Regions from separate parts of the Homo sapiens genome. Here all the other regions are linked to region 4. A link is a loop called in an ENCODE intact Hi-C map of the cell type or tissue named here. Cell type or tissue: mammary epithelial cell. All regions are shown on one strand.

Evidence for each region. Hi-C counts contacts between places; a loop is a spot of excess contacts. Peaks named below come from ENCODE experiments on the same cell type or tissue, not always from the same donor. Only the 100,000 strongest peaks of a DNase experiment are listed, where the experiment ranks them.
Region 1: it touches region 4 in a loop (10-fold over the local background); 43 of 110 quality-filtered maps call a loop at or near these places.
Region 2: a loop joins it to region 4, with 3 times the contacts of the local background. A loop is called at or near these places in 101 of 110 quality-filtered maps.
Region 3: a loop joins it to region 4, with 10 times the contacts of the local background. A loop is called at or near these places in 23 of 110 quality-filtered maps.
Region 5: a loop joins it to region 4, with 14 times the contacts of the local background. A loop is called at or near these places in 107 of 110 quality-filtered maps.

Annotation. Positions count from the first base shown.
Region 1 is chr11:32,806,669-32,811,668 of GRCh38, reverse strand. It overlaps a transcript of CCDC73 not described here. Among named protein-coding and RNA genes, the nearest start is that of CCDC73, 15 kb to the right of the region's middle. In mammary epithelial cell, a CTCF peak has its summit at 2,249 (motif pointing left); a DNase peak (open chromatin) is centred at 2,258.
Region 2 is chr11:32,975,140-32,980,139 of GRCh38, reverse strand. It overlaps QSER1 (glutamine and serine rich 1), which reads right to left. Exons shown (of 13, transcript NM_001076786.3): 12 at 4,797-4,892; 13 at 1-3,806. The coding sequence ends at 3,666. The region is part of intron 2 of LOC105376615 (a long non-coding RNA gene); the gene reads left to right. Among named protein-coding and RNA genes, the nearest start is that of DEPDC7, 38 kb to the left of the region's middle. In mammary epithelial cell, no CTCF peak of the experiment used is centred here; no DNase peak of the experiment used is centred here.
Region 3 is chr11:32,881,852-32,886,851 of GRCh38, reverse strand. No RefSeq gene overlaps it. Among named protein-coding and RNA genes, the nearest start is that of QSER1, 8.5 kb to the left of the region's middle. In mammary epithelial cell, a CTCF peak has its summit at 1,884 (motif pointing left); no DNase peak of the experiment used is centred here.
Region 4 is chr11:33,063,163-33,068,162 of GRCh38, reverse strand. TCP11L1 (t-complex 11 like 1) reads right to left here. Exons shown (of 10, transcript NM_018393.4): 8 at 2,152-2,333. Among named protein-coding and RNA genes, the nearest start is that of LINC00294, 10 kb to the left of the region's middle. In mammary epithelial cell, a CTCF peak has its summit at 2,388 (motif pointing right); a DNase peak (open chromatin) is centred at 4,702; H3K27ac peaks cover 1,618 bases.
Region 5 is chr11:32,958,873-32,963,872 of GRCh38, reverse strand. All of the region lies in intron 8 of QSER1 (glutamine and serine rich 1), which reads right to left. All of the region lies in intron 2 of LOC105376615 (a long non-coding RNA gene), which reads left to right. Among named protein-coding and RNA genes, the nearest start is that of DEPDC7, 55 kb to the left of the region's middle. In mammary epithelial cell, a CTCF peak has its summit at 3,099 (motif pointing left); no DNase peak of the experiment used is centred here.

The DNA.
Region 1 (5,000 bases), 260 kb after region 4:
ATGATATGCCGGCTCCCCCCTTTGCCTTCTGACATAATATAAGTTTCCTGAGGCCTCACCTGAAGCAGATGCTGGTGCCATGCTGCTTGGATAGCCTGCCTAACCATGAACCAAATAAACCTCTTTTCTATATAAATTACCCAGTCTAAGGTATTCCTTTACAGCAATGCAAACAGACTAACACACACCTAATGGCATGCAATACAGTACTGAAAACAAATATGCTAAGGCAGTATGCATCAATGTATATAACAATTCTTAACAAATGAAATATTGAGTGAAAATGAAAGTTAGGAACATGTATGTTTATTATGTTTGAAGCATGCACAAAACTAAACAATGTCTTGATTAGGAGTACATTCACATGCAATAAAACTATAAGGATAAGCAAAGAAATGATAGAAAAGAAATTTCAGGAGAGTGACTAGTTAACTTCTGAGCAAGGGAGAGAAGATGTAATCAGGGAAAGATAAAGAAGAGGCTCCAATGTTATGCTTTATTTCCTAAAATAATAGGTTGTGGGTACATCTAGGTGTGTGTGTGCATCACATAAAGTAGTAAATCAAATCTCAGAAGAGGTTTTTTTTTTTTGTTGTTGTTGTTGTTTTGAGACAGAGTCTTGCTCTGTCACTGTCCCATGTAGCTGGGATTATAAGGGCATGCCACTGTGCCACCATGCCCGGCTAATTTTTGCATTCTTAGTAGAGATGGGGTTTCACCATGATGGCCAGGCTGGTCTCAAACTCCTGACTTCAAGTGATCCACCCGCCTCGGCCTCCCAAAGTGCTGGGATTATAAGTGTGAGCCACTGTGCCTGGCCTCAGAAGAGTTTTAATGAAGTAAGGATGCTGGGAGAGGAATGAGTTAACAGGGAATTGGGGTTGTGTAGAAGTATAAAATGGAGAAGGGGGGAGTTAAAGAAAGACTTGACTTAAGGATTGTATCCAAAGTTGGCCATTGCTAAGATAGTGGCTCTATTTCTTTCCATTTGAATCCTACAAAAAGAAAATTGAGAAACGTTACATATTTTCTCTTATTATTCTATATTAGGGGTTTCTACTCCTCAGGGCATAGAAACTAAAAGGGTGAAAACTATAATAAAGTAATTTCCTTTTTCCCTCTTTAAAGGGCGTGCTGAATTAGAAAGAGCACTGGTTTAAGAGTCAGGAACCCAATTTACTAGTTTTGCTCTGTTTTAATTAATCGTGTGACTTTGGGTAAATAATTTAGCCTAATTGAACCTCAGTTTCCTAAAAAGATGATTTCTAAAGCTTAGCTTTAAGTTCAGTTATTCCAATGAGTTAGAGAGTCTCTCAACCAAAAAGCAAGTAGTCATGTACATTTATCATTTTAATAAAGATATATTCTATTAATTTGGAAAAGCTGAAGACAGTATTAATTTTCCTCCCACAGTCTTAATGAAGAAATAAAGAAACTAATTTTCCATTACCATTCAAGGGGCAATCCACTCCTTCACAGATTGTGAAATTAATGTAACAGATCCAACCAACTGAACAATCTATGCATCTTTCTTCCCCTCTCCAATTCCAAGCCTTGGAACTGTATTTTACATTAAAAAGTTTAAAAGTTAACTAAAAATTAATGCAGTTTTAAGACTGCAGCTTACATATAATATAATGAAGTTAGAGCAAAATATCTGCAGTGTCCAGTATCTTTGAGTAAGTAACATTTATTATTACCTATGTCTGAAGCACAGCAGATGTTGTGATCTTTACTAATTATAATTTCCCTAATTAAAATAACTTGTACCTACGATGCATGCTTTTCCTAAGTTATTCAGGATGGTAAGCAGATATTAAATCATTTATCTTTACAACATATCAATGAAGCTAGTAGGAGCAAGTATTGTTCTCATTATTTAAAGGAGAAGATTAAAAGTCAAGGATTAGGTCATGATCACACAGTAATTTTTTTGTCATGAACATTAAGACGAGAACCAAAGAAATGTATATATTCCTCCCCCATCCACCTTCCTTCCTATTTAGGGGCAATTCTCTGTTGTGTTTAACTCTTGTGGGATGCAGGGTCTGCCTTCCACTACTGAAACCAAAGAGCGGGGATGTTTCTTTTCCCTGGCTTGTTGCAGCAAGGGTAAGGGCACATTATCTAGGCTCCAGGATCTGGAAACTCCAACTCAGGGATTGACACAGATGCAGAAAGAATTTAGGAATTACTTGTAATGCTCAAGACAGCAAGTCTACAGTCCAGTCCTGTGTGTGACCCCTCTCCGCCCCCTAGCGTCCTAACCAGACTCTTCCTCTATTATTGTCTAGGTTGTGTCTCTTGCTACTTAGGCTCCTTTAGCTTCTGCCATTTTCTGGATCTACTCCTCCATGCTTCTTATTTTGTGAGCTCACAATATCCTTCCAATAAATTCTCTTCTGCTTATGTTAGCCAGAGCTGATTTCAGTTGCTTGCACACAAGAACACAGGTTCCCTTAACCTTACTTCTGTTGAAGGCATCATATTTTATCCCTAAATTGTCCTGGATGCTTATGATGTTTAAGTTTTGCATTACATTTAAACGTTTCTCTACCATATTAGTTGAAGTTTAGCTGCAAAATCATAATGAGCTTGTAAATATGGCCTTTAGGAGAATGTCAAACACATATTTTTTACTGGGCCTAATTAATAAGGTTAAAATGGAATTCTATCTATTATATGCTGCAAGAAAAAGCAAGATACAGGACAGTATGTATAGAATGATTTTAATTTTATAGACCTATATGTGAATAGAAAAAAGTACTGGCAGAATAGATAATGAAAATATTAATAGGAATAATGTCTGAGTAGTAGGATTATAAATTAGAGTTCTGTGTGCTTTATTTGGCATTAAACAATTAACATATATTATTTCATAATTATGGAAAACCATAATAATTTAAAAGTTTGTTTCTTAGATAAACTTACGAAGGTAGAAAAATATTTCTTATCTTATAAAAGCAGGAAGAATAGTATTCATCACTTGGCTTCAACAATTATCAATTTATGGCCTTTTTTTTTTTCTTTGAGACGGAGTCTCGCTATGTCTCCTAGGCTGGAGTGCAGTGGCACAATCTCAGCTCACTGCAACCTCTGCCTCCCAGGTTCGAGCGATTCTCCTGCCTTAGCCTCCTGAATAGCTGGGACTACAGGCACATGCCACCACGCCTGGCTAATTTTTGTATTTTTAGTAAAGACTGGGTTTCACCATGTTGGCCAGACTGGTCTCAAACTCCTGACCTCAAGTTATCTGCCCACCTCGGCCTCCCAAAGTTTTGGGATTACAGGTGTGAGCCACCGCGCCCAGCCCACATGGCCTGTCTTGTTTTATCTGATGTGTTCCTTACTCCCCACTCATGCTAAATTATCAGCATAGAAAGACTTTTTTTCTTATAATTGGTTATTCCTTCTTTTCCGTATGTTATTTTCCCTTTTAGGAATTCTTATTCAATGACTTTTTCTCCCACACATCTATTCCTTATTCTGATATTTTTTTTCCTTTATCCTTTCTTTAATTTGGTTAAATTTCTGAGTTTGCCTCCTGATCTACTAATTCTGCTTCCAACTTTGTTGTACACATGCTTTTAATTTTGGGAATCATGTTTTAAATACAATCTTTTCTGTTCTCAAATTGTTTCATTTTTATAAATGTTTATTTTGTTCTCATAAATGCAATTTATTCTTGGATCTTATGGAGAAAAAGAATCAGAAAATTTTCTAAACTTTTCTCTAAACATGCTTTTCTAGTGAATTTATTTTAGAGGGAGCCATTCTTCTGATTATGCTCGGTCAGGGTGGGCAAACTAAAGTTGCCTGTTTTTGTACTAAGTTTTATTGTAATACAGCCACATCCATTCATTTACATAGTACCTGTGGCTACTTTTGCACAATTCAGGCTACAGTAGTTGCTTTCTTGCTACAGTGCAGGACAGAGTTGTGACAGAGGATGTATGGCAGGGGTGTCCAATCTTTTGGCTTCCCTGGGTCACACTGGAACAAGAAGAATTATCTTGGACCATACATAAAACACACTAACACTAACAATAGCTGCTGAGCTAAAAAAAAAAAGTTGCCAAAAAAAAATCCCATAATGTCATAAGAAAGTTTATGAATTTGTGTTGGGCTGCATTCAAAGCTGTCCTGGGCCACATGCAGCCCACAAGCCATGGGTTGGACAAACTTTATGTATGGCATGCAAAACCTAAATATTTACTATCTGGCCCTTTCTAGAAAATATTTGTTGGCCTCATTTCTAGGTAGCTCTTACTCTTGAATTTCAGAATGTTTTCCATGGGTCTAGAGATTTTCCTTTATTTCCTTTCATTATCAGCAGGGGTTAGTGGTGCAGGCCGAAAGAGTGAGGGTCGTGATCAATTCAGTATACCACTGGAAGCTATACGAGTAAACAGCAAATTGTTTTCATAAATGCAGGATGTTGGCAAACTGACAAACTGCGTCCACTGCCCAGAAGGAATGCTGAGGGCAGTCACACCCAAAGTGCAGTGCTTCTTGTGATTAGGCATATTTGAAGCCTGTTAGCAATAATGTGAACCTGTGATCAATCAAACAGCTGACCAATCGTTACCTCCTCCTCCCTGCTCTTTCTACCCAATAAATAGGAAGGGCTGTAGAAGCTCAGGGTGGCTGCTCTTGCTCACTAGAAGCAGGGAGCCCTCTTCTTCTTCCCTGGACCCCTTCTTAAAAACAGATTATTTTGTCTTAAGTTTTCATTTCTGCATTCGTCTTCCTTCACTCAGACCCATAGTAGCAGTGGCAAACCGCGGCAGGTTAGTACCAGAATCAAACAGATGCTTTTTCAAATTCTGTCTGCCTGGGGCCCATGTCAGACCTATCAGATCAGAATTCTTAACTGTGCCGGCCTTTTTGCTCACATAATCCTGAGTAAGAATTTTCTAACCATTTTGCCTTTAAGGCCAGCTCTGTGATTTGGACCTGGGGAGGCTAACCACCTGAAAGAAGTCTATTTGGAAGACTTT
Region 2 (5,000 bases), 88 kb after region 4:
TTTCTTTATATCCTTAACTTCAATTATTGTCACTTATAAATAAAGGTGATTTGCTAACACATGCATTTGTGAACACAGATGCCAAAAATTATACATGTAAGTTAATGCACAACCAAGAGTATACACTGTTCATTTGTGCAGTTATGCGTCAAATGCGACTGACACAGAAGCAGTTATCCTGGGATATTTCACTCTATATGAAAAGCATCTTGGAGAAATAGATTGAAATACAGTTTAAAACAAAAATTGTATTCTACAAATACAATAAAATTTGCAACTTGCACATCTGAAGCAACATTTGAGAAAGCTGCTTCAATAACCCTGCTGTTATATTGGTTTTATAGGTATATCTCCAAAGTCATGGGTTGGGATATAGCTGCTTTAAAGAAAATAAATATGTATATTAAAAGGAAAATCACACTTTAAAAATGTGAGGAAAGCTTTGAAAACAGTCTTAATGCATGAGTCCATCTACATATTTTCAAGTTTTGGAAACAGAAAGAAGTTTAGAATTTTCAAAGTAATCTGAAAACTTTCTAAGCCATTTTAAAATAAGATTTTTTTCCCCATCTTTCCAATGTTTCCTATTTGATAGTGTAATACAGAAATGGGCAGTTTCTAGTGTCAACTTAACTGTGCTAATTCATAAGTCATTATACATTTATGACTTAAGAGTTCAAATAAGTGGAAATTGGGTTATAATGAAAATGACAAGGGGGCCCCTTCAGCAGCCACTCATCTGAACTAGTAATAAACACCAACACAAAATGATTTTTTATATTAAATTTTTTTTAGATCTCTAAAGGTAGGAAAATCCAATCTTTCTTAAAAATACTTTCCTGGGTTGTGGCAACATGTGCTTTACCTCTTTAACTCTACCTAAAACCTAAAGTTATTTCTATAGTATAAATTTCAAACTCCCTGGCAAGGAATGTAAATGCTAACCAGCTAGGTATTTATAGTCATGCGCCGCATTACAACTTTTCAAAGACAGACCGCGTATTTGACAGTGGTCCCGTAAGATTATAATACCATATTCTTACTGTATGTTTTCTATGTCTAGATACACAAATACCATTGTGTTACAACTGCCTACAGTATTCAGTACAGTAACATGCTGTACAGGTTTACCATATAGCCTGGGTACGTTGTGGGCTATGCCACCTAGGTTTGTGTAAGTACACTAGGATGTTCGCACAACGGAATTGCCTAACAATGCATTTCTCAGAATGTATCCCTGCTGTTAAGCAACGCATGACTGTATTTAACTTCATACAAAGCGATAACTCATGGACGGCTGTCATAATAACATTTCCACTTTTCTCTAAGGCCTGAGGTTGACATCTTTGCCTATGCTCTATGGATCAAATGAGAGAAGATGATGCATCTACACAATAGGGTCTCTTTGAGGCAGTATCATAGACTTGGCCTCCCATATTATGAAAACCTTTGTTGTACTAAAATGAATACAACTGCAAGCAGTTTGAGGGCAACTGCAGTGCCAAAGGAAATGGGTTATTTTCTATGGGAAATGTAAGATTCATCTTAAGGAAACATCTTTGTTTGCCACGAGGCATATCATGAAGAAAATGTGGCTAGTGAATTCAAACATCGATTCCAAGAGCTACCTAAATTAAGGTGGCTTTAAAAAATATTTAAATTATCAATGATTTAGGAACGTAGGCTGGAAGAGTAATATAAAGATGTATATTTACAATGCCACATTAGGAAATGTAGTTCCCTACTCTGCACTTTGGAAACGAAAGACATCAATTCTGTCCAGAGTCAATACTATCATATGGCTGCTTCCTACTCCTCTCCACTTGGAAAATTCATTTTATGATGCTCCCACTGTTGATACTCTGCATCTCTCATATGAGTTAGGCAAAATGAATCTAATAGGTTACTTTTGTTTTCAAAATAAACCACCCAAACAGGTTTTTTAAAACTTTCAAAAATGGAACATTTAACCCTTGAGAGAAACTTCCATTACTGAGTACCTAGTCTAATGGCAAGTACAGTATTAAGGATTATTGCTTTTAATAAGATAACCATCAGAAATAAATATGTAAGCTTAACTCAAATACTCATTTTTCACCCAATGCTACAATGTTTTATTCTCAAATCAAATCACATTACCTTCAATTCTTTGCCAGTTTACTGAGGTTTTAAGTATAAAAAGTTGGCCTGTTAACTCAAAAGCAAGACAATAGCAATATCCGCGTGTCTTATTTGGGCATTGAGCAGTAACACTGCTTTCTTGATAGGATTTAAGGCACTAAATGGTGGTAAAATAAACAAAAGGATGATGATTAACTTCTTTAGAATCCTAAAAAAGGAGATAGTTTAGAATGACACTAGTACATCTTTTTCTCAAACAAATAAGGCATCCTGTTGGCAAACACAAATAAAACACAAGGTCATGTTGAACCTAATACATTCACTGTCTCAGCTAAACTACTTGAAACGCTACCTATCAAACCTAAGAAAGCTACAATAGTGTGTATAAAGGCTGGAAAGGCACCAAAAGGAGAGCTCTACAACTTCCAGTTCTAAGAGTTAAGGAAGCTGTGTTTAACACTGCAAATAGTCTAATTATCAGTTTTATTCTTCAAAATGTAAATGTAGTTAGATTTTTACCTCAACAAGTTAATCAAGTGCTAGTTTAGTAAGAAGTTTATTTTATGAATTAGAAAATTACTGCAGTGTCTAACACAGCCCTATTTATAAAGCTAAACTAATTCTAGTACTGAATGCATATTCTGGATAACACTGAAGCAAATCTGTATGAAAAAAATGGTTACCTCAAGATAGAATTCACATTAGAAATTCAACATATAACTAAGATTTACTGAAAATAACAAAAGGTGTTGTAGAGATATATCAAACGTAATTATAACCACAACATTTTCCTTGTGAAAAATACAACTATCAGTGAAATAAAATGTACAATTGAAAATTTTCCAAAGGAAAAAACAGTATAAACGAAAATACTTTTCTTTGCGATAGGGAAAATAGTATGTCATTGTTTTTTTATCACAATATAATTTGACACAAAAAGCAGTCAGAGAATTGCACCAATTCCACATCCAGTTTCCTGAACATGTTAAGAGTAAAAGGAGTCTGTAAAGCAGAATAGTTTCCAAATTTTATATTTTAAATTGATGATATTCTTATACAGGATGTCACACCACACCAGACCTCTTTACATAATGTACAGTATTTCTGGTTTTGTGGCCAGATGTGAGTACAAACATATGGTTTCTGCCACTTCTCTGTCATTCTGGTGTTTAGCCGGAGTCAGAAAAAAAAAATCGTTACTTTAAGTGTTACTTCTCTAGCAATAAAAAAAAATTATACTTAGTGCATGCTTCATCATTTGTCAAAAAATGTTTCTGAAAATATGACTCAAGTTACCCAATGGTTTACAAAATAGAAAAATCATTCATTAGGGTAAAAATGTGGTGGGATTTAGGTCCATTTCCAGAGGACTAACTTCGTTCCTAAAGGCCGCACCACTGTCCTTCAGCAGAGGTGGTAATGACAGTTCCATGATGGAAGCGGCCGGCCTGCAGAAGGCCACTACTTGACATCTGATTATCTTTGACCACCCCATATCTGCCATTTCATTAGTGCTATAAAAAGATGGGATTTTTGTGGAAAAGTCAGGAACATTTCTGCTGTACATGATTTAGAAGTTCTCCAAATTTTTCAAAGAGGTCCTCCACCCATTTTACATTTTTCATACAAAGTTGAACAATTTCCTCCTGTCCTAAATCTTCATTTTTTTTCTGCACCGAAGAAATCTAAAAAAAGAAAATCGCCAAATTAGCTTATACTTATCACATCATATTTAAGTTCAACTACAAGTACTGGTATTTTATTTTTTTCTTAATCCTATCCATGGAGAATGATTATTTCAGCTAAATTTGGGTGAGATCTCATCCTCTCATCTTTGGCTCCAAGGTGGCAGAAAGGAAGGCTAGAAAAAGTACTTCAGACTTTCTCCATTTCTTCCAATTACGTTAAAAGTCAAATGACAAATTTTGGAGTCGATTCTGCATTTTAGAGCATTGTAAAAACAGTGAACCTATGTTGCATCACCATCTTTGCTTTCTCTTTTGCTATATAAAGGTTAGATTTATGAGCATCTTTCCATACCAGACTACTGTCAAACACATTAGATATAGCCTTGGACCCTTTATAATGAAAAGAAGTGATAGTGCTGGTCAAATAAGGTAGTATTGTCTACAACCATTTAGCATGGCTGTGGAAATTAATGCTTATATCCCATCCATGAGGTGATATTTTGTCATGTATAATCTCTGAACAACTTAAAAGCTACAATTAAATTTTAACTTTCAGTTTTTCATGCCAAGGCACAAAACCCCACTTCTCTGCAATTAAGTGGGATAAGGCCATTCTAAGTAATAAGTAAGGCAGTGAGATGTCAAAGCAGTGACTGAAGTGAATTAAAGCAAGATCATCATACACTGTGAGAGAACAAAATGCAATAAAACATCATTTATTATGGCGATGTAAAGCAAGCACCAACAGCTTCAAAACATTACCAATTATAGCTCCTACAAGAGGTGGTGAGGCTCGGGTAAATCTGAGCACAAAACATAGCAGAGAGACTCAGAACAATAAATCAAGTCATTATTTACAGAATACATAGACAAAATACATACACACATGTATTTCACAACTCTCTTTAAAACACTCCAAAATACTATGGCTAGAGTCTCCTTAACATTCTGAAAAACATTTTTTTTAAGTAAATGAGAAGAAATTACCTCATCCTTACATATCAGATAAACATGGTACTTATAATGATGGAGTGAATGATACAAAGAATACAACTGTATTTTCTCTGGATCGACAGCAAACTCCTATAAAAAGAAAAAAGTTTATAGATACATTTCATGGAGTATCTGAGCTAAGAACACTTTGAGGAAAATACTAGATCAAAAGTCTCAATGGCAATGTTGAAAATGACA
Region 3 (5,000 bases), 180 kb after region 4:
ACTGATACATATTGACAATGTATGTCTTAGGTCCTGTGCTAAGGGCTTTATGTGGAATTGTCACAATCCTCCTAAGATCCTTAAGATGTGGATATTTTTTATTATTAATCCGTTTTACAGGAAATTGAAGCTTAGTGAAATTAAGTAACTTTCCCAACATTGTACAAGCTAATATAAGACAGTGATGCAGGCAGGGCCTGGTGGCTCACGCGTGTAGTCCCAGCACTTGGGGAGGCCCAGGTGGGCGGATTGATTGAGCCCATGAGTTCGAGACCAGCCAAGGCAACATGGCAAAACCTGTCTCTACAAAAAATACAACAAGTAGCTGGGTGTGGTGGCGTGTGCCTGTATACCAGCTACTTGGGAGGCTGCAGCAGAAGGATTACCTGAGCCTGGGAGGCAGAGGTTACAGTGAGCTGTGATGTTGCCATTGCACTCTAGCCTGGGCAAGAGTGAGACTGTCTCCAAACAAAAAAACAAACAAAAAACCACAATGATGCAAGTGGAGCTTCAAATCAGCAATTTGACTCCAAACCAAATAGGCTTGGTTAAAGGAGTTACTGCCAGATTTCTCCTCTAAAGAGTTACTACATTTTACTTTGTAATCAATAAGTATTTCGTGGATACTTGAATATTGTGTAAATTCCTGAGGCCGGTGCAGTGGCTCACTCCTGTAACCTCAGCACTTTGGGAGGCCGAGGCGGGCGGATCACCTGAGGTCAGGAGTTCGAGACCACCCCGGCCAACATAGTGAAACCCCATGTCTACTAAAAATACAAAAATTAGCCGGGCATAGTGGCGGGCACCTGTAATCCCAGCTACTCAGGAGGCTGAAGCAGGAGAATTGCTTGAACCCGGGAGGCGGAGGTTGCAGTGAGCTAAGATCACGCCATTGCACTCCAGCCTGGGCAGTAAGAGTGAGAATCTGTCTAAAAAAAAAAAAAATTCTCAAGGCATCATTCTTTCACCTCTGCTTTAAGCATATGTATTACTGAAACAAGCATGTTCCGTAATCCCCCTCGAAGGACGTGCGACAGGGGTGTGGCTTGCCTATTTGATTGCCACCACTGCTCAAACCCCTGATGGGAGGGGGAGCACGCAGACAGGCAGGTGCAGGAGCGCAAGTGGGTGTGTGTTACCGTGTGCCCTTTTAGCCTTGCCGTCTGCAGACAGCTTGAGTGTTAGCCAGCTCAATGGACCCTCTGCCTTTCTGCAAGAGCAGAGGGCCAGTGTGACAGCTTTCTGTATCCTGAGCTCTTGTCCAGCGTCCCAGAAGAATGAGGTCACACACAGGCTTGAAGGATGAATGTGGGGTTTTACTGAGTGGCGGAGGTGGCAGTCAGTGGGATGGATGGGGAGCTGGAAGGGAGGATGGAGTGGGAAGATGATCCCCTAAAGTTTGGCCATCCAGCAGCCAAACTCCTCCCTGACTGCCCTCAGTTGAACTCCTCTTGGCGTTCAGACATTCCTCCTCTTCTCTCTTTCCCTGCTGTGCTGTGCCACAGCTCATCTGCTTGTCTCCTTGTCTCCTCGTCTGCTTGTCTGCTCATCTGCTTCTGGAGCCTGGGGTTCCAGGTTTATATGGGTAAGAGATAGGGGGCATGGTGGGCCAAAAGGCAATGTTTTGGGCATGAAAACAGGAATGCCTGTCTCCATTTAGGGCCATGGTCTACAGGCTTGAAGGTGGGGCCTTTGCCAGGGAACCACCCTCTTCTACGCAGAATTTCCCGATCTCCCTGTCTCCTGTTCATATCATTAGTTTCCTATGGCTGCTGCAACAAATGACCTCAAACTAGGTGACAACAGAAATTCATTATCTCACAGTTCTGAAGACTGGAAGTCTGAAATCAAGGAGTTGGCAGGGTCATGCTCCCTCTAGAGGCTCTGCTATACACATACAGAGGACCAACTGTAGTGATTTTTCTAACTTCATCATTCCTTCTACATCATTAGTTATCATTCTTCAAGAAGGATTGTTCCTCATCCCTGTTAAAAAGAAAAGCCTCAGACAAATTAAATTTAATAGAGTTTAATTGAGCAAAAAATAACTTGGATTGGGCAGCCCCTGGATCAGAATAGGTTCAGAGAGGCTCCAGCACAGCTGTTTGGTGGAAGAAGATTTACAGACGGGAAAAGGAAGGTGATATACAGAAAATGGAAGTGAGTATTGATATCATTTGGCTCTGTGTCCCCACACAAATCTCATGTTGCATTGTAATTCCCAGTGTTGGGGGAGGGACCTAGTGGTAGGTGATTGGATCATGGGGGCGGGTTTCCTCCTTGTTATTCTTGTGATAGTGAGTTTTCACGAGATCTGGTTGTTTAAAAGTGTGTAGCACTTCACCCTTTACTCTCTCTGTCTTAAGCTGCCATGTGAAGAATTGCTTGTTTCCCCTTTGCCTTCTCCCACAATTGTAAGTTTCCTAAGGCCTCTGAAGCTTTGCCTCCTTTACAGCCTGCAGAACTGTGAGTCAATTAAACCTCTTTTCTTGATAAATTACCCAGTCTCAGGTAGTTCTTTATAGCAGTGTGAGAACAGACTAATACAAGTATAAAAACAGCTGATTGGTTACGGCTCAGTGTTTGCCTTATTTGAACATGGTTTGAACAGTTGGCCACCCTTGGTTGGCTAAAACTCAGTGATTGGCACAAGAATAGGTACAGTCTGTTTACACATCCAGTTAGGTTATAGTTCACCATGTACGGAGAAATTTTTAGGCTGACCTTAAAATATGTAAGGCGGCAGCTTTAGGCTAAACTTAATTTAACATTCCTTGTTTATTTATATCAATATGTACTCATGGATTTTTATTTTATTTAGCAGATTTGTAAAGGATTAACTCAGCAGGTGTGGGTTGTTCAAACCCTGTACATTGCAAAGAAAAGTTTGGCCCTTGCCTAGTTTCAAGGCTCTTAATAAAGAGTATTTTTGTTTAGTTAAGGCCTTGGGCCACACCAGATCATTCATGCTAACAATGCGATTTATAGTGGGCACTTTGGGCCACATAATATCAGCTTGACCTCTAGAGGGACTGGAGAATTCAGGTCAGCCATAGGAGCAATTACTATGACTATGCAATTGACCCCCAATAAAAACCCTGGACACCAAGGCTTAGGTGGGCTTCTGATTGACAATACTTCACGTGTGTTGTCACATAGTATTAATGTCCGCACAGCTCCACTGAAAGAGGACACTGGAAGCCTGCATCTGGTCTTTCTTGGACTCTGCACTATGTGCATTTTCATATTGTTGATTTTAATTTGCATCCTTTTACCATAATGAATCATAACCACGAGTATAACAATGTGTCTGAGTTCTTTGAGTTCTTGTAGCAAATCATTGAAATTGAGGGTGGTCTTAGGGGTCCCCAACCATAGGATTATAATCCATTACCACATTTGTTTATTTTGATGTTCAAATAGTCCCAGATTTGGACCATCATCCAAACATATAAGTACTTTAGTATACTTTCTCACAATAGGGAGCCATGAGAACATTTTAAGCAGGAGGATGAGTTGATCAAAGCTATGGAAAACATTCTCTTGCCCTTCCTAATGTCCCACTCTAGTCTACATCTTCAGCCTGGTTGGAACTGGTATGCCAAAAGACCCTTTATAGATTTATACACACATACTACACACACACACATACACACACACACACACTAAGAAAAGAAAAAAAAAACATTTCATTACCTAGGACAGTCTCATTGTACACCTGTTGTCCCAGTTGTTTGAAAACACAGCTTGAGGCAAATATTTTTCAGAGGGTTTGCCTCCAGAGGACTGAGCCCCAAACTAAGGGTGGTAGAGCATGTATCCTCAAGCCTCAGCTTCTCTTTGCTACAGCCTGGCCTAAGACACCAAAGCACACTCTGCCCTCTGCACAGCTGGTTTATATCCTCCCCCTTCCCTTAGGTACTTCTCTGTTCCCTTTATCGCAAAGCCCCAGATACGGTGGTGATAAAGGAAGGTTGTTGGGAGAGATCTAGACTTCACTTAATTATCATGCATGTTAATTTTTTTTTTTTTTTTGAGACAGGGTCTTGCTCTGTTGCCCAGGCTGGTGCAGTGGTGTGATCTTGGCTCACTGCATACTCCACCTCCCAGGTTCAAGCAATTCTCATGCCTCAGCCTCCCAAATAGCTGGGATTGCAGGTGTGCACTACCACACCTGGCTAATTTTTGTATTTTTAGTAGAGACGAGGTTTCACCATGTTGGCCAGGCTGTATGTTAGTTTTAGTATATGTAGTCTAACTGATATAGTTTGGCTATATGTCCCCACCCAAATCTCATGTGGAATTTTATTCCCCATGTGTCAGGGGAGGGACCTGGTGGGAGGTGACTGGATCATGGGGGTGGATTTCCCCCATGCTGTTCTCTTGATAGTGAGTGAGTTCTCATGAGATCCGATGGTATAAAAGTGTGGCACTTCCCCACTTGCTCTCCCTGTCTCTCCTGCTGCCATGTGAGATGTGCCTTGCTTCCCATTCCCCTTCTGCCATGATTGTAACTTTCCTGAGGCCTCCCAGCGATGCAGAACTGTGTGTCAATTAAACCTCTTTTTTTTTTTTAAGATGGAGTCTTGCTTTGTCACCCAGGCTGGAGTGCAGTGGTGCAATCTCGGCTCACTGCAACCTCTGCCTCCTGGGTTCAAGCAATTCTCCTGCCTCAGCCTCCTGAGTAGCTGGGATTACAGGTGCGTGCCACCACACTGGGCTAATTTTTGTATTTTTATTAGAGACAGGGTTTCACCATGTTGGTCAGGCTGGTCTCAAACTCCTGACCTCGTGATCTGCCTGCCTCGGCCTCCCAAAGTGCTGGGATTACATGCATGAGCCACTGCACCCAGCCACCTCTTTTCTTTATAAATTACTCAGTCTCAGGTAGTTCTTTATAGCATTGTGAAAACAGACTAATACACTAGCTAAACATGTCATTGCTTAATATCAGGTTAAATTTTGTCGCAGGGATTTTTCTGTTTCTTAAGATCCAAAAA
Region 4 (5,000 bases):
TCAGGAGTTCTAGGTCAGGAGTTCAAGACCAGCCTGGCCAACATGGTGAAACCCCATCTCTACTAAAAATACAAAAAGATTAGCTGGGCATGGTGATAGGTGCCTGTAATCCCAGCTACTCAGGAGACTGTGGTAGGAGAATCACTTGAATCCAGGAAGTGGACGCCGAGATCACGTCATTGCACTCCAGCCTGGGCAACAAGAGTGAAACTCCATCACAAAAAAATAAAAAAATATATAAAAATTAAAAAATTTTTAAAAAATAAAAGAATAACGAAAAGTGAAATCCTAAAGTTAAAAAAAAAGAGTACCTGGATACCCTGGGTCCCCCAGGCTCTCCCAGGGTGCCTGTGGGGAGCCCCCATGCTGGCAGGCATGCTGTGAGAAGGTAACTGCCTCTGTTGTGGGTCTAGATCCTTTGTATGTAGAATTACTGGGGGGCATGGGAGCAAGCCCTGGCACTCACCATTGGCACCAGCTCTGTGCCCACCCCTGGAGGACCAGGGAGGATATGGGAGTGCAAGGCTGGGCTCCCAAGAAAGCACTGACCTGGATCCCACCCTCAGCGGGAGCTTTGACAGAGTAGTTCTCCAGGCAGGGGACCTAGGTGACAGCCCAGAGCTGTACCTGTGCAAAGGCCTCAGGCTAGGCCCTCAGCTGAGCAAACAAGTTTCCTGGCCTCTCAGCAAACTAGTTTGACTGTCAAAACTGTTGAGGCCCTAGTCACAACTTACGGACACGCCCCACACTGCACTGAACACAGCCATGCTTTGTGAAAATTCAGCAGTAAAATTCCTCCATTTTGTAAGGATGAGAATGTTTAGGGGGTACTTCCCTTGAAGAAGTCTCTGAATTGGACCTTGTTAGATAGAGCATTTACTTAGAACCACTCAAAGATATTCTATAGGCTGGAAACCATAGAAGTCACCCAACATGACTCCATGGTAGGAGCGGTCACTGAAGCCTGCACGCGTGCAGATGCGGACTCGTGCTGGGTAAGAAAATGATGCATTACACTGAGCACAGAACGCCTACAGGGAACAAGCAAGGGCAGAACACTTCAACCACATACATGCAGCTCTGCAGGAATATAGCTGGTTTCTCTCATGACCTTCCTCTAGGGCTCTGCTTTTCACTGTTAGTCGGTTATGAAAGCAATTCAGTGGGTAGCAACCAATTTTTTTTTTTAATGGAATAAGAATAGAGTAGAAACAATCAGGCTGCATTAAACACAGTTAGGGTCAGTTCCAGTTTGAGAAGTTTTCGTTTCTGTTACACGTGTGTTAAGTGTGTACTAGGTCACAATGGAAAATGAATTTCTTACTGCAGGTCCTAGTCACAAACATTTTTGTCCCAATTAATGTCTCTGGGTTCCAGTTTCTTCATAAGCTCCAGTAAGAGTTTAATACATTTGAATGGCTTTGGGAGAGGAATAAAGCACTCAACAAACAAACACAAGAACCTTGGAGGTCAGGAGACAAAGACAACCCCATTAAAGAAGGAAGGGGTCAGACAGCATCCTGCTCCCTGCGTAGGGAGAACAAATGAGTTGATGGCACTCAACACCGAGCCAGGCCCCGGGAGGAGCATGCTAACAGGGAATGGAGGGCCGCGGGACCTCTAAGCCCGGGATCTCCAATTCCTCAAGGCAAGCAACCATTGGTACCAGCGCTCCCCACCCTGCTCATGGCTTACCCCCCAGCCCGAGCCACTTCTTCTCTCGCCTCCTAAATGCTCCCTCACATCTACTATGTGCCCCATGCCAAAATTTAAACTTAAGGGCATAAATCTAATTACGTTCCCCCTCTTGCTTCAAATCCTTCAATGGCTCCCTACTGCTCTTAGGACAATAACCCAACTCCTTGGTGTGGCCTCTAAGGCCCGACAGGCTACTCGGCTAGTCACACACATTTTGAAGCCACTATCCTAGAGCTCTGCTAACCCTGCAGCAGATTCTAACTTTGACCCTATGACCCTAAATAAACTCTGCTGGGGTCTTCGCCAAGTGAACCAACTGAGACAGCAAGGTTTCTTCTCAGTTCCTAGAGAGTGGCCCTGGGCTCTGCCTTACAGTGGGAGACCCCTCTGGGAGACTCCAGTCGGCTCTCTGACATCCACTGCGTCCCATCCACGCATCAAAGTTCCACTTACGGCAGGTGCATATCTGTTAGCAAAATCTTCACAATCATCTTGAGTTTCTCAGCAAAGTCGGCCTGGCTGGAAATTCCTGGCGCTGCCATGCTGAAGGTGACCAGCAACACAGCCCCCAGGATGGTCAGTTGTTCCAGCTGCAACTGGAGCTCGTGGAAGCGAGACTGGTCCATTAAAACTGTCTGTAATGAATAGAAGAGGCCATCGCTGAGCTGCAGGTCCAGGTTGGCCAGCAGAGGGCGGGAGCGCCACAGCCCCCACACCTGCCTCTGCAGCTTCCCTCAGGGTTTGCGCTAGTGTGTCAGAGCTTTGAGGGAGTCTGGTGTGAAATAACCCCTCTATCTCAGAGCCGTTCCTCCTGAGCAAGGATGCAGTATAGCGCCCTCACTAAGAACACAGACAGGCCTGGGTGTAAAGCCAGGCTCCGTGCTTAATACCATGACCTCCCCGGCTGGCCGCGGTGGCTCACGCCTGTAATCCCAGCGCTTTGGGAGGCCGAGGTGGGCAGATCACCTGAGGTCAGGAGTTCAAGACCAGCCTGACCAACATGGTAAAACCCCATCTCTACTAAAAATACAAAACTAGCCGGGTGTGGTGGTGCATGCCTATAATACCAGCTACTCGGGAGGATGAGGCAGGAGAATCTCTTGAACCCAGGAAGCAGAGGTTGCAGTGAGCTGAGATTGCACCTTGGTACTTCAGCCTGGGCAACAAGAGTGAAACTCCTTCTCAAAAAAAAAAATAGCATGACCTCATGCATGCATCCCCAACTTTGTCGGGCCTCTGCAGAATGGGGACTCCCACATCACAGGGCTGTTTTAAAGCTGAAGAAAGATGCTACATATAAAGTGGCTGGCAGAGCCAGCACTCGATAAATAAAAGTTATACTTATTGTTAGGAAGAAAAGTATAATGAGGCACAGACCTAGGGTCACCAACTCCTCCCAGTTTGTCTGGGACTGTCCCAGTTTTCAAATGGAAATTCCCAAGTCCTGTGAACCCTCACTCAGTCCCTAGCAAACTAGGACAGCCAGTCACCCTGTACAGAGCAATGGAAGGCCAGGTGCGATGGTGGGTGCCTGCAGTCCCAGCTACTGGGAGGCTCAGGCAGGAAGATCACTGAGGCCGGAATTTCGAGGCTGCAGTGCACTACGATTATGCCTGTGAATAGCCACTACACTGCAGCTTGGACAACATAGTGAGACTCCATCTTAAAACAACAACAACAAAAATCCCAGAGCAATGGAAGGGAGGACTGCCTTGCAGGCAGAGCCTACACTTATTCATCTTGGTATCCGCTCAGCACCCAGCACAAAGGAAGCTTGTAAGAACTGGCGAGTAAATAAAGAGGAAGAGAAAGAAACAGGAAGCACAGAGAGTAGAAGTGACAGAGAACAATCTAAAGCCTCCCGGAAAGCAAGCACATTCCCATGACTGCCTCCCCCATGTTAAAGACAGTCCTGGGTCCTACCATGCCAGCGCCCCCACCCGTGTGGCTGAGGGAAGGAGAAGGGAAAGGCTGCACAGATGGGAATCTGATCTGAGAGTTTACAGGCTCATCGAATGGACTCTAAGGACCTTTCTTGCTGTCAGAAACTGAGATTTGCCAAGTCAAGACATGAACAATGTGGGTCACAGCCAAGAAGTAAAAACCCTGAGGATTGAGAATCCTCTGCTGATACAAATACAATCCCAAGGACTCATCGTCGGCCTGTTTTCTGACTTCACATGGCTTTGTGGCTTCCCAACAGCAGGACGTGAGTTTAGGATGCAGATTGCCAAGGATCAATTCCTGGAGTAGACAGCTGTCCCCAGGGACCATCACCATCTTCCCCACAGCGTTTCTTTTCTTTTCTTTTCTATTTATTTTTTTTACGAGAGGGTTTATTCATAAGACTGCCAAGTGAGGAGGCTGGAGAACAGGTCTCACATCCCCCTCTCCATAGAGAGGGCTTAGGGATATTTATGGGATGAAGAAGCAGGGGTATCTAAGGCCTGGGGAAGATGATCAGCGGTGGGGAAAAGGGAGGTATTGGATGGTCTCCCACAGCTATTTTTAAATAGACATGTCAGGCTGAGAACTTCCCTCCAGAAGAGAACATGCCACAGTTCAAAGGGAACATTTTCCCATCTCCAATTTGACATTCTCTTTAGAGCTTCCTCCAGCACAAAACGGGGAACTCAGAGGCAAGAGGTGAAACCTTAAGCTCACAACTTCTTGAAAGGAAAAATAAGGAACTTATAAGAAAGATATTTAGAGAAGTATCTGGATCTGAGGCTAGTGATAAGAAGCTCACGTACCCCCCAAAAAGAGAGGGGGAGTCTACATAACAAAACAGCTATTTAGAGAAACACTGGGGGAATCCCTTCTTAGTCATCTTCTTAAAGAGGTCTTGCAGTTAGAAGTATGTATTGTGAAAAACATAAAAAGAAAAAAATATTGTTCAGCATGGAAGGGGAAGAAGTTTCTTTAGATAAAGCTGTGAACAACCACACCTCTGTTGTGGTTTCCATCAAGATGAGTAAAAACAGGAGAAAAATTCAGCAGCACAGACTGGAGCCTCATACATTGCTGGTGGGATGGTAAAATGATGCAGCTGCTTTGGAAATCAGTTTGGCAGTTCCTCAAAATGTTAAACTTAAGAGTCACCATGTAACCCAGCAATTCTAATCCTAGGTACGTAACCAAGAGAGGTAAAAACATATGTCCATGCAAAAACTTGTACTGGAATATTCACAGAAGCATAATTTATAATAACAACCCAAATGTTTGTCAACTGATGAATGAATAAACAAAATGTGGTACATCCATACAGTAAAATATATTATTCAGCCTAAAAAAGAAAGGAG
Region 5 (5,000 bases), 100 kb after region 4:
CAACATAGTAAGACCCAGTCTCTACAAAAAACTTTAAAATTAGCTGGGCATGGTGGTGCATACCTGTAGTCAGTCCTAGCTACTTGGGGGACCGAGGTGAGAAGATTGCTTGTGCCAGAAGTTTGAGGTTACAGTGAATTATGATTACACCATGCACTCCAGCCTGGGTGACAGAGTGAGACCTCTCTCTAAATATACAAAATTTAAAAAGAGCCTGGGCAAGGCTGGATGCGGTGGCTCATGCACGTAATCCCAGCATTTTGGGAGGCCGAGGCGGGTGGATCACGAAGTCAAGCATTCAAGACCAACCTGGCCAACATAGTGAAACCCCATCTCTACTAAAAATACAAAAAAGTAGCCAGGCATGATGGCGGGCGCCTGTAATCCCAGCTACTCGGGAGGCTGAGGCAGGAGAATCGCTTGAACCTGGGAGGCGGTGCAGTGAGCCGAGATCGCGCCACTGCACTCCAGCCTGGACGATAGTGCGAGACTCCGTCTCAAACAAACAAACAAACAGAGCCTGGGCAACATGGAAAAACCTTGTCTCTACTAAAAAATACAAAAAAATTAGCGCCTGTAGTCCCAGATACCCAGGAGGCTGAGGTGAGAGGATCACATGAGCCTGGGATATTGAGGTTGCAGTGAGCCTTGTTTGTACCACTGCACTCCAGCCTGGGTGACAGAGTGAGACCTTGTCTCAAAAAAAGATAAAACAAAATAAAAATTAATAGTCCTTGACGAAGAAGTAATTATTAATTTTATGAAATTTCTATTCTTGAATAGATGTCTTTTTAATATTCTGTGTGATGAAATAGCAGGTACACATAAAGCACTTCTGCATAAATATAATGGGTATGACCAGGAGGAGCACCCATACAGTTGTGTGAGTTACAAGATAAACTAGCCATTCTTTCCCCCAAGAAAACAAGATTTTTATTTGAAAGAATGACTGACAGATACACTATGCCTATCCAGACTTGGGTATTTGGCAGACCTTAATTTATTCTTAAAAATAAATTAAGAGAATCTGCTCATTCAAGGAAAACAACTGATGGTATTTGTTGCCAATGATAAAATTTGAGATTTCAAGTGAAAATTAGAGTTCTGGACATCTTCTATCCCCACTGTGAGTCTGAGCTTCCCAATTTGTAAAGACTTCATTAATGAGATCATTCATAGAATTGATGAGTGCTATTTTTTGATAGTGTAAAATGAAATATCTGACCTTAAGAGCTAGAACCATAAAACTCTTAGAAGAAAATGTAGGAGTAAATATGTCCTTGGATTTGGCAATGGATTCTATGTGAACAAAAGCTGAGTAACAAAAGAAAAAATAAGTAAATTGGGCTTCATCCAAATTTAAAACTTTTGTGCATCAAAGGATATTATCAAGAAAGTGAAAAAGACAACCTACAAAATGGGAGGAAACATTTTCAAATTATGTATCTGATTAAGGGTTTAATATCCAGAATATATTAAAAAACTCCTACAACTTAACAACAAAAAGACAAATAACCCAGTTTAAAATGGGCAAAGGATCTGAATAGACATTTCTCCAAAGAAGATATACAAATGGCCAATAAGGACATAGAAAAAATGCTCAGGACATGGAAAAAATGCTCAACATCATTAGTCACTAGAAAAATTCAAACTGAAACCACAATGAGATACCACTTCACACTTGCTAGGATGACTTTAAAAAGACGCACACACAAACAGAAAATAACAAGTGTTAGCAAAGGATGTGGAAAAATTGGAACCGTCATGCTTTCCTGGTGGGAATATAAAATGGTGTAACCATGTGGAAAACAGTTTGATGGTTCCTCTAAAGGCTAAACATAGGATTATTATGTGACAATAGTAACAATTCTGCTTCAGGTCTATGCCTCCAAAATTGAAAATAGGAACTTAGATACTTGTATGCCAATGTTCATTACACCAATTATTCAGTTAGCCAAAAGGAGGAAATAACCCAAATACCATCAATAAAATGTGGTGTAAACATACAATGGAATATTACTTAGCCATAAAAAGGAATGAAGTTATGATATATGCTTTTACATGGATGAACCTAGAAAACATTTTGCTAAGTGAAAGAAGCCAGACACAGAAGGAAAAATATTGTATAATTCCACCTATATGAGATATTTAGAATGGGCAAAATCACAAATACAAAAAATAGGTTAGAGGTTACCAGTAGCTGGAGGAAAAACAGATTAGAGGTTACCAGTAGCTAGAGAAAAAAGAGAATAAGTAGTTGTTGCTTAATGGTTACAGTTTCTGTTTGGGATGATAAAAGTTTTGGAAATATAGGTGAGGGTTATACAACAGTGTGAATGTAAATAATGCTAATAAATTGTACACTTAAAAATGGTTAAAAAGGCAAATTTATATTTAACCACAGTGTTTTAAAGTGTGAAAAAAATTAATTATTGGAAGATCTATATCACTGAGCTAACTAATATTTTCACATGACCAATGAACAATGTTATAAAACCATGCATGGATGAGAGATATGTAAAGTTAAGACAAACCAATAGATTTTAATGTAATAGCATGAAAACTCAAGAAACTACTACTTGTCAGTATCAGGAGTATCTATGAGTATCTGAGAAGGCAATTGAAATCCTCCTCCTTTTCCTAACTACATACAGGAGGAGTATTTCCATTGCTTTCTCAGTTAAGTACGGATATTCTTGATACTTTAGCCAAAATAACATATAATAACAAACTGAATGTAGAAGCAGATATGCACTTATCTCACTAAATACTGTTAGTTTTGGAAAGTATAGTTGTTTTAAAAAAAACACCTCACATTAATAAGTAATGGGTTCATTTTAAATAAATATTTTAAAACTTTGAATTGGTATTTAGTAAATTTCAATAGATTTAGCACACATAAACCAAAGTATCTGGAATCCTCAATGTGTTTGAAGATTCCATTGGAGTCCTGAAACAAAGAGTCTGAAAATCACCAGCCTATGAATATATGTTTATTATCAATATTTGACTTCTTAAGAGAACTAAATACATTCTTTAGCCTGAGAATGTAAAGCAAGGAACAAAAAGGCCTAAAAATGTTTGCTTAACTATTAGTGACACCTAGTGGTCACTCAAATTACCAAGGGAAGAAAATGTTACCTTGTCATTTGAAGAAACTATAATTGAGAGCAAATTCAGAACAAACGTTTTGATTCTAAGCAGTAGGCAAGACTGCTAACTGCAAAAATTATGTATAATGCCTTCTATGCATATTCAAGGCACTGAATTTCCTTACCTATTCTGATTATATATTTCTTTTTTCTTTTTTTTGAGATGGAGTTTCGCTCTTGTTGCCCAAGGCTGGAGTGCAATAGCGCAATCTTGGCTTACTGAAACCTTTGCCTCTTGGGTTCAAGTGATTCTCCTGCCTCAGCCTCCTGAGTAGCTGGGATTACAGGTGCCTGCCACCACACCTGGCTAATTTTTTTGTATTTTTAGTAGAGACAGGGTTTCACCGTGTTGGCCAGTCTGGTCTCAAACTCCTGACATCAGGCGATCCACCCTCCTCAGCCTCCCAAAGTGCTGGGATTGCAGGCATGAGCCACCATGCCCAGCCTGATGTATATATTTCTAAACAACCATTTACAAATAGCTTTATTTTTTATTATTATTTTTTTAAGCTATGGGGTCTCGCTATGTTGTCTAGGTTGGTCTTGAACTCCTGGGATCAAGCAATCCTTTCTCCTGAGCCTCCCAAGTAGCTGGGTGTGTAGATGTGCACCACTGCACTTGCCCACAAATAGCATTTACAAACAGTACATTTAGACTGGGCACAGTGGCTTATGCCTATAATCCCAGCACTTTGGGAGGCCGAAGTGGGAGGATTGCTTGAGCCCAGGAGTTTGAGATCGGCCTGGGCAACACAGTGAGACCCTGTGTCTACAAAGATTAAAATTTAAAAATTAGCTGGGTGTGGTGGTGCCCACCTGTAGTCCCAGCTACTCAGGAGGCTGAGGTGGGAGGATCACTTGAGCCTGGGAGGTCGAGGCTACAGTGAGTCATGAGTGCACCACTGCAGTCCAGCCTAGACAACAGAGTAGACCTTGACTCAAAAAATAAAAAATAAAAACGGTAAATTTAAAGTAGACTTCAGCACTGAAGAATTTTTTTTATTATGGTTCTATTTCTAATCAGATAATTTCTAAGATAATCTCTCAAGCAATGATACTTGTAATGTCAGAAACCATCCTGGACATCAACTTCAACCATAGCCCCAACAACTAATTCACCATTCAAGTTCTGCCAAAATTACATCCTGAATATCTCAAAACTGTCCCCTCATCTCCATCCCTGCTGCCACTACTTAGGTTCAGACTCAATTTATGCCTGAATTATGTCTTGTAATTCAAATTTAAATTTCACCATATTGTTTCCCCCTTATAAATCCCTCTAAGGACTTTCATTTGTTTACAGGATCACAAGCTTTTTAGCTTTATTATGGCATACAAGGTCTTTCATCATCCCTTCCTCTTTTCTTAAATTCTACTTTATGTTCTAGAAAAATAGGGGCCAGCAACCTTTTTCTGTAAAGGGCTATAGGTAAATATTTTAGATTTTGTCATATGGTCTCTGTAGAACTACTCAAATCTGCCACTGTAGTGGGAAAGCAACTGTATGGAAATATGCAAATGAATCTATGCGGCTGTGTTCCAATAAAACTATAAAAACAGGCTGAGGGTCAGATTCAGTCTGCAAGACATTTGGCAACCTCTGTACTACACTACTAAACCACCTGAAATTTCTTACATATATTGTACACCATGCTTTGTGTGCTGGTATATTCTTATGTATTACAACTATCTCAGTTTTAATTTCTAATATAGTAAATATCAATAGATATACCTACATAAATGCATTTTAGGATCCTCAATAATTTTTAAGAATGTAAAATGGTTCTAAGATCAAGAAGTTTGATAACAAATTATTTCAACCTTTACATTTTATAAAACAAGAAAACT